Regions from separate parts of the Homo sapiens genome. Here regions 1, 2 and 4 are each linked to region 3. Evidence: chromatin contacts called from ENCODE Hi-C or POLR2A ChIA-PET data. All regions are on one chromosome and are shown on one strand. Each heading gives the region's core, a stretch centred on a gene start or an enhancer-like site at or near the end of the contact. The rest is flanking DNA. Distances are from core to core; before and after follow the strand shown.

Region 1 (3,296 bases), core at 329-2,828, 460 kb after region 3:
ATTGCAGCAGTGTAAAGAGCCTTATATGCATTCTTCCCATGTTACAGTGGGGACAGGGGCTCAGAGATGTGAAGTGAGCTTCCCAAGGTCACACAGCAAGTGAGCGGAAGGGCTCTGCGCCTAACTTCCCGTACCACCTCAGGCCAGCTCCTTCTCTACTTGGGGCCTCCGTGTCCCCATCATTGTTCAGATGATCTAGAAGCTCTCGTTCTATTCTTTTTCTTTTTTTTTTTTTTCAGACAGAGTCTCACTCTTGTTGCCCAGGCTGGAGTGCAGTGGTGCGGTCTTGGAACATGGGAGGCAACCTTAGCCTCCCAGGTTCAAGCAATTCTCATGCCTCAGCCTCCCAAATGGCTGGGATTATAGGCACTTGCCACCACGCCTGGCTAATTTTTGTATTTTTAGTAAAGACGGGGTTTCACCATGTTGGCCAGGCTGGTCTTGAACTCCTGACCTCAGGTGATCTGCTGCCTCAGACTCCCAAAGTGCTGGGATTACAGGTGTGAGCCAACATGCCTGGCCTCTCGTTCTCTTCTATATCCAGAGTCCTAACTCCCTCATGGTTCATCTCCTGGGAGGGGCGGGGACGGCTTACCCACCTGTCCTTCACCTGGCCTCCTGACCCACAGGCAGTGCCCCCACATCTGTCCCCAAGGCTTCTCTCCCCTCCCTTCCCTCTCTCCTTCCTGCTGCTTAAGAGCATTATTTGCTTCTTGCAAAATGGCCTTATGCTGGGGAGAGCCCCCTCTGCGTCCTACAGGTATTTCTGCTCTTGGCTGACTTGTTTTCACAGTGCCGATCTGACAGTTCTGCAATGGAAATGAGGGTTTTCTGGCATGGTTGTGGCAGGGTGCGGAAGCTTTACTCAGCTCAGACTCATGACAACGATGATTCCTCATAATAAGCCCTCTCATCTGAGTCAGCTACCCAGGAATTCTATAAAATACGTGGGAAGAGGCCCCTGGTGGGAACTTAGATCCCGACGGTCACTCTTCCTGGTGTGGCTGGTCCTGCCTTAGTTACTGCCACCTCCCTCTGCCCTTCACAGCCAATTCCTACTTCTCCTTCAAGTCTGGTCTAAAATGTCACCTCCTTAGAGAGGCCCTCCCAGATTGCTCATGTAAATAGCCTCTTCCCTCCATTCTCATCCTAGCTTCCTGTTTGCTTCCTTCAGCAGACTTAACCCAAATTACAATTTTACACATTCATGTTATTTGCGGGCTGTTAAGTATTAAAGATTCTGAAAGGGGTGGGGCTGGCGTCACGTTTTTCATTGATCCCTGCCCCAGCTCTGTCAGTGTCTAGCACACAGTAGGTACTCCATGCATTTTCGGTGAATGAATAAAAACATTGTTTGGAGCAGTGAGGGAGGCCCGGGGAAGCTGCTTTTTGGCAGTGAGAACACGCGGAGCTGGAGATCCTCCTGCAGGGAGCTGACTTCATCCTTCTTGTTCCCGTCCCAAACCTTGTCCAGAGGCTACAGGGAGGGAACTGTATGTACAACTATCTTTGCAGCTTTTCAGACTTCCGAACAAGCTGCCTTCCCAAGAAAACACATTACCCAGAGGCTTTTTCTCCCCTCCTGCTCAGACAGGCAGTGGCCCAAGGAACGGCGTTTTGTTTATGATAATAAAGTGGGACCCATGGCAACGCATTGTGATGTCATGGCAGTGTGAGATCATAAATCCTTCCAGGGGAAGAATGAAGCGCAGCGGACACAGTGGCTTCTCAGCCTCCCCTGGCCCAACTGAGGCTGTTGCTAGATATGTTTTTCCTGTATCAGGTGGTTCATTTCTTTTTTTCTTTTTCTTTTTGCCTCTTGATCTTTTTTTTCTTTTGTCCCTAAAGAAAAAAAATTAAAATAAATAAATAAAAGTTTTAAAAAAACTCTGAGTGGAAAGATTTGTCCCAGGAATTTCCTGCTGGCTAATGTCCAGTTCGCAGAGAATGCCAGCAATAATGGGAACAATGCTCACTCGTCCCGGACCTGTGATGAGAAAACTTTCCCAATTCCCCAGTTCCGTGGCTGAAATATGGCAAAGCCTTGGAGAGTTACTGGGCAGCGGACCATGGAGTTTGCAAGGAAAGATGTCCCTTGCTCACACTCTTAGTCTGCCCGTCCACCGTCAACCTTTCTCTCTCTTTTGCTCCTTCTCCATTTCTGTTTCTTCTTGCCACTCTCAATCTGTCTGGCTCTCTCTTACGTGGGTTTTCCGTTGTTTCTCCACCACTCTCCGTTTGTCCCTCTCCAGCTTCGTCTCGATCTCTCTTTCTCAGTCTCAGTCTGTGTTTTTCTTTCTCCACATTTCATTCTCCTGCTGAGTCTGTCTGTCCCTCCCAGGCTCTGTCCTGGTGGTCCTCACTGGTTTTGACTCGCTGTTTCTCTCTTTCCCCACTCACTTTCCTCCTCCCTTCCCTCTGTGCTTATGTTACTGAAGGAAATCACATTTGGAACTCTGAGGACTGAAGAAGGGCAAAGCTGCCCCTGGGGTTTTGTGATCTGCAAGCTGAGTGGCGACGGGTCCCTATTTCCAGGGTGGGTGTTCCGCGAGGCAAACCAGACCCCGACGCAGGATATCTACCCCCATTCAAGGAATATGTTGAGCCTGTGATACAGGAGCTGGAGAGAAGGTCACTGGCCAGTCTGCCAGGGCCTGTAGACTTTCCAGCACTTCTCCCTGCCAGCCCCACCCATGCCTTCTCTGCTACCATCCTCCCCACCCTCAGCACACACTGCAGATGGGGAGGAGAGGCGCTCACTTGGCGGGAGGAGGGAAGGGAGGGGAGTAGGCTCTTCCAATCTTTGGCCACCCCAGGGCCCTTGTTCTGCCTGGAGCCTCCTTTTGACAACCCATATTCTGTTCCGCAACAGCCCCCATACTTAATCTAAATCTGGGTTTTTCAGCCTCAGTCCTATTGACATTCAGTGCTGGATGATTATTTGCTGTGGGGGACTGTCCTGTGTTGTAAGATGTTTAGTGGCATCTCTGGCCTCTATTAGATGCCACCACGAACAACTCCCCTCGCATGGTCACAGCAAAAATGACTCCAGACCAAATGTCCTGTGGGGGTAGCGATGGGGGGTGGGGTTAAAACCACCCCTGGCTGAGAACCACTGGTCTAAACCATCTCTGCTCCTGCTCCTTCCATCCACATTCCTCCCTGTTACTCTCATTTTCTCTCTTGCTAAAACCCTCCATGGCTCCCTATTATTATTAGTAGTAGTAGTAGTAGCAGTACCATGAATATCATAGCAAACACCTATATAGGGCTTTCTGTGTGCCAGGGATTTGGCC
Region 2 (3,124 bases), core at 123-2,622, 380 kb after region 3:
TAATAAAGCTGTTTTGTGTCTCCACACCACCCCCCTTCTGCATTCCTTGCATCTTAGTCTTCCCGTCCCCCTCCTGTAGGAAATGTCTAGGATTCTCTCACTGGGGTGTAATGGTTAAATTGCTACCAGCTGATTAAACAGCAGCAGTCGAAGCTGTAATCCTCAGCGTTCAGGAACCTGGGAAGGCAGGGACGAGTGCCCTGACCGCTTAGCCCCTGCTGACCCCCCTGCCAGGCGCCCGCCCAGTTTCACCCCTTTCATTTGTCCCGGGTTGCTTAATAGAATCTGCTGGGAAGGGGCGAGGGGCTGAGAAGGAAGAGGAAGGAGGAGGGAAGAGGGAACAGGCAAGAGGGGAGGAGGAGAGGGTCCCTCCACCAGCTCTGGTTCAACCTCCAAGGAATGTTGCTCCCACCCCTGTCCCTTTCCTGCCCCCCTGTAAAACCACACACACACACACACACACACTCTCACACACGCACATACTCACATTAGCGTACACACTCACATGTTCACACACTTACAGATACTTGCATATACTCACAGCCACACACACACACCCACATGCTCCCTTGTTCATACACACAGCCACGCACACACTTTCTCAAACTCATACATACAGACACACATACACACTCATGCTCACACACAGTCACATATGCATAAACGCATGATCACACACACACAGCCACACACATTCACACACTTTGATACCCCCCAGAGCCAGTCTCTTTCTCATTCTCTGCAGAATGAAGACCACATGAAGGAGAAATCCCACCTGCCCTGCTGCTCCTCCTGGGAAAGCTTCCTCCCCGCACCTGCCCCCCATATAGGGAAGGGTCAGAAAGATGGGAACTGTGAGATCAGAGACCGGTCTGGGAAGCGGGAAAGTGCAGGCTTTGGGTGCAGGCAGCCAGCTGCAGGATCCTGGAGTCAGGACTTCCTTTCTTCCTGCCTCTCTGAGGATCGAGTGGGAAAAACACCCAGCCCAGTCAGGCAGGCACAAAACATGTGTTACCTCGATGATCTGTGCTGGGTGCTGGGGTGCAGTGCAGCTGGCATAGCCTTCTGCACCCTTGAAAGCAACGTGTCCCTTGGGCTCCTTGATGGACACTTCCCACCCTTGGCTCTTCACCTGCAAACTGACCTGTGACCATCATATGAGACCCTGGGTGTGCAAAGGTGTGGCCACAACTTAGCACATGCCAGGGTCCCACGACGATGGTTTTCCTGTATGATTAACGTTGCTGTCGATTCAGGCTCTGGACTAAGAATAGCAGGGGGCAGCCAGCCTCCTTGGGAAAGTTTATTTCCGTGGAAAGTATAGTTCAGATGAGTGAGGATCTGGCCTCGATTCATCCTCCCTCCCTCACACTTAGTCAGAAACCAGGGAAGGGCCTACTGGATGGAGGGGGAATTGGCTCACAAGCACTGGAAGTTTGCCACTGCTCCAAGTACGCTGCTCTCTGAAGCAACCTTTCTCTTTCCCCTGGGAGAAAAAAGCCTCCAAGCAGGGTGTAGGAGAGGGCAGAGGGAATGGCTGCCGAGGGCCCTAGGCCAGCCTTATTTCTGTGCAGCGGGTTGAATGGTGTCTCCCATTCATGTCCACCTGGAAACTCAGAATGTGACCTTTTTTGGAAACAGGGTCTTTGCAAATATCATTCAGGTAAGAATGAAGATGACATCATACTGGGTTAAGGTGAGCCTTTTTCTTTTCTTTTCTTTTCTTTTCTTTCTTCTTTCTTTCTTTTTTTTTTTTTTTGAAACAGAGTCTCACTCTGTCACCCAGGCTGGAGTGCAGTGGCGTGATCTCGACTCACTGCAACCTCCGTTTACCAGGTTCAAGTGATTCTCCTGCCTTAGCCTCCAGAGTAGCTGGGATTACAGGTGCCCACCACCACGCCCAGCTAATTTTTGTATTTTTAGTAGAGATGGGGTTTCACCATGTTGGCCAGGCTGGTCTTGAACTCCTGGCCTCAAGCGATCCTCTGGCCTCAGCCTCCCAAAATGCTGGGATTACAGGAATGAGCCACCATGCCCAGACCAAGGCGAGCCTTAAATCCAGTGTGAGTGTCCTAAAGAAAGCTAGAGAAGGACCTAGAGACTGTGAGGATAGAGGTCGACATTGGAGTGATGCAGCCGCGAGCTAAGGAACTCCAGGAGCCACCAGAAGCTGGAAGGATACTGGAAGTGACATTTTGATTTTGGACTTCTGGCCTCCAGAACTGGGAGAGTAACACATTTCTGTTGTTTTCAGCCATGCAGTGTGCGGTAATTTGTTACAGTAGCCACAAGAAACTAATATGCTTTGCAAAGCATGTGTCAATGATCCCATTTTACAGATAGGAAAACCAAGGCACAGCGAGGGAAAATTTGCCTAAAAATCACACAGTTGGTTGGAAGTGAAGCCAGGATTCCAGCCCAGGTCTGTGTGATTCCAGCACCTGGACCCTGGACCACCGAGTTCACAGAGAAGGGACATTTCTGCAGGGGAGAGCTGTGGTCAAAGAGAGGAATAAAGGCAAGTGTTGGCTTCCTCAGAAAGCGGCAAACAGACCGGCAAGGAAGCTGTGGCAAGGGGTCTGGGAGATGGGACCCACTGTCTCAGACATCTTCCCCTAGGCTTAGAGTCCACATCAGGGAAGGGTTGCTGAGAATTCCACTGGAGTGTCTCCCAACCCCTCCCCCACCCCTCAATCTGGAGAGCCAGGTGGTTATGAGACAAAGAAGCAAAGGACCTCTGGTCACAGCTGACCAGAACATTCTTCCTGTCTGGGAGCTGCCCTGATCTTGCAGTGGGCAGTGAGCTACTACACCTGCCCTCTGGGAGGCTGAGTATTTACCTAGAGGCACTGCTGGGGCTGCCGGCCTGGGAGCAAAATTTAAGGAGGCACTTGTTCTCAGGGCCATGCATGATGTTCAGGGTCGTGACTTGCGTGAACCTGAGAATGAGCGCCTCCTTAAAAATTGCACCTGGTTTGCCTGGCCCTATTCCTGGCCCCACCCCAGGGGTAATTTATCAGAGGAACAGAGGGTATTTGGGGTCCATTGGCAGCTGGTAGGTGCAGAGTCACACAGACCTGGGCTTGAATACTGACTTCAGTCACTTAATAGCTGGGTGACCATG
Region 3 (3,074 bases), core at 1-2,500:
AACTGCTAAAAATAAGAAATAAAAAAAATTTGTTTAATAGGAAGGGCTTCTAAAAAGTCCTAGCTTATAGCCAGGCGCACTCTTTGGCACCAAAAATAGTGCTAATTAAATGATCACATCAGTTCACAAAAGAATATTAATAATGGAAGTGACTAAGAAGAAGGCCATCAGCAGAGAATTATCTTTTTCTGGGTCTTGTTTTGTTTTGTTTCGTGAGACAAAGTATCACTGTATCACCCAGGCTGGAGTGCAGTGGCCTGATCTTGACTCACTGTAACCTCTGCCTTCCTCGTTCAAGCAATTCTTGTGCCTCAGCCTCCCAAGTAGCTGGGACTATAGGCACGTGCCACCATGCCCAGCTAATTTTTGTATTTTTGGTAGAAACAGGGTTTCACCATGTTGCCCAGGCTGGTCTCGAACTCCTGGGCTCAAGTGGCCCGCCTGCCTCGTACTCCCCAAGCGCTGGGATGGCAGGTGTGAGCCACTGTGCCTGGACTTTTCTTGGTCTTTATCACTAACTTCTTGATGCTTTATGGTCTGGCTTCACATTAATTAAGTAAACAAAGTCTACATAACTTGTATGTTTCTTCCAACAACTGATTCCCTGAAAAGTCTAAGGAGAGGAATTAAACAGAAAGTGGAAGCAATTAGATAGTTACCACTACTAAAGTTCTATCCCTGCTTTCAAGTATGTATAAAATATTACAAAAAATAAAAATTGTTTGGAGCTGATTACTCAGCTAGTTTGACAAATCCACTACACTTACAGCTGCTCTTTTGGGGAAACTCACAGCTGCTCTTTTGGGGAAACAGTTCCATATTTTTTCCAGACAGATATTAAAATGAAACTTCAAAGTTTCTTTTAAGAAATACTTAGAACAGCGGTTCTGAACTCCTTCTTTAAAAAAAAAGTTTCCTTTAATACACCTGTAGTAAAAAATTATCACTACAGTAGTTCATTAAGGCACTGATTCTTAAAAAGTAGACCTATTGAAAAGTTGTAGTTGTAAAATTTGGCCACTAGGGGGTGGCCTATGCAGCAAATTTTTTAAGTTTGGAGCCACAGGTTTTTAAATCAGTGATTTAATGTCCCAGTTTCCTATCCTATTGCTCTTTCCAACAACTTCAAGATTTAAACAGACCAATAATAACCACTGAATCACTAAGATCTGACTCCTAGCTCCGAATCAGAAATTAACACTGGGCAACTGTACCGTGCTGTGCTCACGGCTACCCAGTCCAGGTGCTGGGGACTTAGATCTGCTGTGGTCAGGTCACTTCCCCCCTTGGGGCCTTGGTTCCTTCATCTAACAGGGAAGGCAGGGCTAGATGGATGACTCTCAATGGGCCTACTTGCTTTGCTTTGTTTGTGAGGGGAGAGGAAAGCTTTCAAACACCTCAGCATATGGAGGCAGAAGAAAAGGTGAGAACTTCTGAATTACATAATCTTTACCGTGTTTCTAAGTGAAACAACTGTATAATCCTAAATCATTTAGCCTCTCTTGGCCTGTGGAGTTATTTGTAAAATAAGGAGAGGGAGAGGCCAATCAGCAGGGTTGTTAATTCCAACATTCATTTCCATTAGCGATGCTCCACTGCTACTTATTTTCTATAATAGGAATCTGTATCTGATTTCATTATACAAAAAAGTACCTGCTGCTTCTAAAAAAAAGAAGAAGAAAAAACTAAAAATCCCAAGTTGATCTTCAAGGCACCTTAAAAATTTATAGAAGTAGAAACATGAGCCAAGCCAAACAAGAAACTGGCAGAAAACTATTTGAGAGGCTACATAACCGATACACTCTGAGGTGGAAAAACAGGACTTAAAATGTAGCAGGAACCAGATCAGTAAGTTTTCTTTAAAACAAAGCCAAGATCTTTAATATAAAGTTAGTCTACACTGGAGGCCGGGTGGGATAGCTCACACCTATAATCCCAGTACTTTAGGAGGCCAAGGCAGGCAGATCATTTGAGGTCAGGAGTTCGAGACCAATCTGGGCAATATGGCGAAATCCTGTCTCTATTAAATAAATACAAAAATTAGCCAGGCATGCTGGCAGGAGGCTGAGGCACAAGAATCTCTTCAACTGAGGTGGCAGAGATTGCAGTGAGCCGAGATCTCGCCACTGCAATCCAGCCTCGGTGAAAGAGAAAGACTCTGTCTCAAAAAAAAAAAAAGTTCATCTACGCTTGAAATAAATCCATCACCTTTAACCTTTAGTCCCTATTCCTCCTCTCAAGCCGAAGAACAGCTACTACAAAACTGTAATATAATTTGAGTTATATTTTAAAACATAATTCTGCTTCATAAAATCTTCAAAGTCACATTGCCATAAATCTTAATAGCCAGTGTAGCTCTTTGTGAAGTACAGAAATTGTATAAATTCTCTTTAAGTTAAAAGGATGAGCTTAAACATAGCCTTTCTTATAAGTATCCTATGACACAAGATTTTGCAAAAAAAAAAAAATAGTTCTATTAAATTTGTTTTTACATTTCCTGTAAGAAACATAATAAAGGCATTTCCACCCACTTAGTGTTAGCTGACTTCTTTGATCTTCCTGAACGCACGCATATATCTCAGTTTTCAAAGCCTCAGCCACCCTGTTAATTTTAGCAAAGGTAAACAGAGAACACACAAAAAAGCAGGGATGAAATTCTACCTCCAAGAGAGTCACTTTATAAAGTGGTCTTTATCATTGTTACTATCAGATATTCTTAAGGAAGACTCAGTCTGTCTCACTTCAATTTCCTAATCCGTAAAATGGGAAAAATATCTACTTCATATTTTTTGTGCATATTGAGATAATGTATGCTCAGAAGTGAACACTTTGCTGCAAACATCTAAACATTCAGCAAATGATGAACTCAGTACAAATTAATTCTCCCTCCCAAACCTGGATTGGAAAAAGATGGAACCACTGTCAAGTTTTGGGACTTTCTGAAAATATATGACCCTAAAGAAATTTTGAGATGACCAAAGGGAATCGGACTCAAAGTGGGTAAAGCAGAAAGAACACACAGACTCCAAGAAACACTTTGGTCCTCCAAAATAGAAACATGATTTGTCTCTTCA
Region 4 (3,096 bases), core at 498-2,997, 420 kb after region 3:
TGGGAAGGGGTGCAAACCTTCTCCTGAGCTGGTAGGAGCTGACTCCAGCACGCCCCTGAAGACAACAGATACCAATGCTGACTAATTTTATTAGGAAAAATATATACCCAAAGGATATGGGGTAGCTTGCAGAATTTCCAGCAGGCAAATTGGATTTGGAGTTAGTTTGTGCATTCAGGAGTAACTCCCACATTGCCCCAGAAGTCGTCCAATAAGTGAAGATGCTACTGCTGTTCCCTCTGTCACAGACACAGTTATATCCTCCCTTATAGCCAACAATTCTGGACACCAGTCAGTGCCACTAAAACTGCAGCCACTGACATCTCTGAAAATGCCATGTAGCTGCTGGGCTGCTACTACTCCCAGTTAGCACTGAGATGTACAGTTTCTATTTCCTCCACAATTAGTGTCTCATTTAATCTGGGAAAGTGCACCTGATTGGTGGAGCCAAGTCATGTGCCTGTGCCCTAGCTGCAAGGGAAGCTGGGGAAGGGAGAGTGTTAGTTTCTTGTGACTGCCATAATGAGTTCTCTAATGTTGTAATGAAGTCTCTAGAGGAGGACCCTTCCTTGCCTCTTCCAGCCTCTGTATCTCTCTTCTGTGTGGCTCCTAAAATGTTACTTGTCATTGCATTTAGGGCCCACTCAGTCAATCCAGGGTGATCTCATCTTGAGATAATACTTAAGCTTAATTACATCTGCAAACACAGTTTTTTCAAAAAGAGTCAAAAGGTAAATTATTTTCAGTGTCAAAGGTCATACAGTTGCAACTACTTAACTGCTGTTGTAGCATGAAAGCAGCATAGACAATATGTAAATGAATAGATGTGGCTGTGTGCCAATAAAACTTTATTAACAAAAACAAGTGGTGGGCCAGATTTGGCCCATGGGCTGTAGATGGCTGACTCCTATTCCAGAACATGAAGGAGCCCAGCTTGTGATGAGTGCTCAGTAAGTGTGGGTTGAGTCTTCCGTCTACAGTGTCCTTGAAATGTATTGAACATGGGGACCAAGCGAGGGCAGAAATTAATAAAGAATTCAAAGAACACTAACACTCTGTGGCCCATATTCTTTTTTTTTCTTTGAGACAGGGTCTCACTTTGTCCCCAGGCTGGAGTGCAGTGGCTTGAGCTTGGCTCATTGCAACCTCCGCCTCCCGGGTTCAAGCAATTCTTCTGCCTCAGCCTCCCCAGTAGCTGGGACTATAGGCACCATGCCACCATGCCTGGCTAATTTTTGTATTTTTAGTAAAGATAGGGTTTCACCACGTTGGCCAGGCTGGTCTTGAACTCCTGGTCTCAGGTGATCCACCCACCTTGGCCTCCCAAAGTGCTGGGATTACAGGCGTGAGCCACCAAACCCTGACTTATTTTGTATTTTTTGTAGAGATGGGGTTTTGCCATGTTGCCCAAGCTGGTCTCGAACTCCTAGACTCAAGCAATCCACCTGCCTCAGCTTCCCAGAGTGTTGGAATTACAGGTATGAACCACCGTGCTCAGCTCCACATTCTTGAATAGACTACACAAAGGTGAAAAATTGGACCCCCAAAAATAAATACACAAAAATCAAGTTTGTGAGATGAGTGTTACCTGTTTTGGAACCCAGGGCTAATGTGGCTTACAATTTGATCTCTGGTTTCATGCTCAGTGACAGCATCCAGCCAGAGACCGGGGTGCCTCTGGTCATCAGGAAGACCAGGGAAGAATGTAGAGGGATTTACACAAATTCACCCCATTGGAGGAGAAACACAGGCAAAAGCCTAAGTGTCACGCTGACAAAGAACAGAAACTATCAACTGCTGCCTCCATCAGGAGTGAATCACATGAAATCCAGATTTTCTACTTCCAGGATTGCAAAACATCCAAGAAACAGAGTCTGAAGGGTAAAAGAAACAAAGAGTGATAGCGTGAAAAATAAATCAGCTCTGAAGGCTGCCGGACCTGGGTCCAATTCTCAGTTGCCTGGTGACCCAGACCAGTCACTTTACTTTCCAAGCCTCAATTTCCATATCTGTAAAATGAGGAGTGTTAGACCCATCTCACCTCCTGGTTACTAGAATTAAACTACACAATTTTCATCATAAAACATAGCACCTGGCCGAGTGCAGTGGCTCACGCCTGTAATCCCTACACTTTGGGAGGCCAATCTGGGTGGATCACCTGAAGTCAGGAGTTCAAGACCAGCCTGGCCAACATGGTGAAACCCTGTCTCTACTAAAAATATAAAAATTAGCTGGACATGGCGGCATATGCCTGTAATCCCAGCTGCTTGGGTGGCTGAGGTAGGAGAATAGCTTGAACCCGGGAGGCAGAGGTTGCAGTGAGCCAAAATTGCACCACTGCACTCCAGCCTGGGCAATAGAGTGGGAATCTGTCTCAAAAAAAGAAAAAAACAACAAAAAGCACCTATTGAATGCTCAGTAAATATTAGTTCCTTCCAAGCATGACAATGGAATGAAGACTGAAGTTTTCTGTTTTTTGTTTTTGGGGTTTTTTTTGTTTGTTTGTTTGTTTTTTAAGACAGGGTCTTGCTCTGCCGCCCAGACTGAAGTGCATTGGTATGATCATGGCTCATTGAAGTCTCCAATTCCTGAGCTCAAGAGATCCTCCTGCCTCAGCCTCTTGAGTAGCTGGGACTACAGGCATGCGCCACCACACTTGGCTAATTTTTAAATTATTATTATTTTTTGAGACGGAGTTTCACTCTTATTGGTCAGGCTGGAGTGCAATGGCGCAATCTCAGCTCACTGCAACCTCTGCCTCCTAGGTTCAAGTGATTCTCCTGCCTCAGCCTCCCAAGGAGCTGGGATTACAGGCATGTGCCACCACACCCGGCTAATTTTGCATTTTTAGTAGAGACGGGGTTTCTCCATGTTGGTCAGGCTGGTCTCAAACTCCTGACCTCAGGTGATCTGCCCGCCTTGGCCTCCCAAAGTGCTGGGATTACAGGCGTAAGCCACGATGCCCAGCCCTAAAATTTTCTGTAGAAACTGGAGTCTTTGTTGCCCAGGCTAGTCTTGAACTCCTGGCCTCAAGCAATCCTCCCACCTTGGCCTCCCAAAGTGCTAACATTACAGGCATGAGCCACCACAACCTGC

Evidence for each region. Hi-C counts contacts between places; a loop is a spot of excess contacts on that map. ChIA-PET counts read pairs that join two places held with the same protein, here RNA polymerase II (POLR2A). Pooled maps may share reads with other maps.
Region 1: a loop to region 3 is called in a map of endothelial cell of umbilical vein, with 3 times the contacts of the local background. The contact joins two enhancer-like sites. A Hi-C loop is called at or near these places in 2 of 168 maps with a recorded cell type or tissue (endothelial cell of umbilical vein and sigmoid colon) and 4 of 50 pooled maps.
Region 2: a loop to region 3 is called in a map of endothelial cell of umbilical vein, with 6 times the contacts of the local background. The contact joins two enhancer-like sites. A Hi-C loop is called at or near these places in 2 of 168 maps with a recorded cell type or tissue (endothelial cell of umbilical vein and heart right ventricle) and 2 of 50 pooled maps. POLR2A ChIA-PET finds 5 or more read pairs at or near these places in 3 of 52 experiments (AG04450 and WTC11).
Region 4: a map of IMR-90 shows a loop between it and region 3 (4-fold over the local background). The contact joins two enhancer-like sites. A Hi-C loop is called at or near these places in 5 of 168 maps with a recorded cell type or tissue (HepG2, IMR-90, PC-9 and 2 more) and 6 of 50 pooled maps.

What each region holds. Positions count from the first base shown.
Region 1 is chr12:116,454,198-116,457,493 of GRCh38, forward strand. No RefSeq gene overlaps it. Among named protein-coding and RNA genes, the nearest start is that of MIR4472-2, 28 kb to the left of the region's middle. RefSeq lists enhancers at 448-986, 2,707-3,206. Within about 2 kb of position 1,579, at least 29 of the 41 ENCODE cell types and tissues checked have a DNase peak (open chromatin) inside an H3K27ac peak, as active enhancers do.
Region 2 is chr12:116,382,004-116,385,127 of GRCh38, forward strand. No RefSeq gene overlaps it. Among named protein-coding and RNA genes, the nearest start is that of MIR4472-2, 45 kb to the right of the region's middle. RefSeq lists an enhancer at 906-1,582. Within about 2 kb of position 1,373, at least 8 of the 41 ENCODE cell types and tissues checked have a DNase peak (open chromatin) inside an H3K27ac peak, as active enhancers do.
Region 3 is chr12:115,997,226-116,000,299 of GRCh38, forward strand. MED13L (mediator complex subunit 13L) reads right to left here. Exons shown (of 31, transcript NM_015335.5): 15 at 1-5. Among named protein-coding and RNA genes, the nearest start is that of LINC02463, 110 kb to the left of the region's middle. RefSeq lists enhancers at 791-1,292, 1,176-1,225, 1,293-1,792. Within about 2 kb of position 1,251, at least 2 of the 41 ENCODE cell types and tissues checked have a DNase peak (open chromatin) inside an H3K27ac peak, as active enhancers do.
Region 4 is chr12:116,421,469-116,424,564 of GRCh38, forward strand. No RefSeq gene overlaps it. Among named protein-coding and RNA genes, the nearest start is that of MIR4472-2, 5.3 kb to the right of the region's middle. Within about 2 kb of position 1,748, at least 3 of the 41 ENCODE cell types and tissues checked have a DNase peak (open chromatin) inside an H3K27ac peak, as active enhancers do.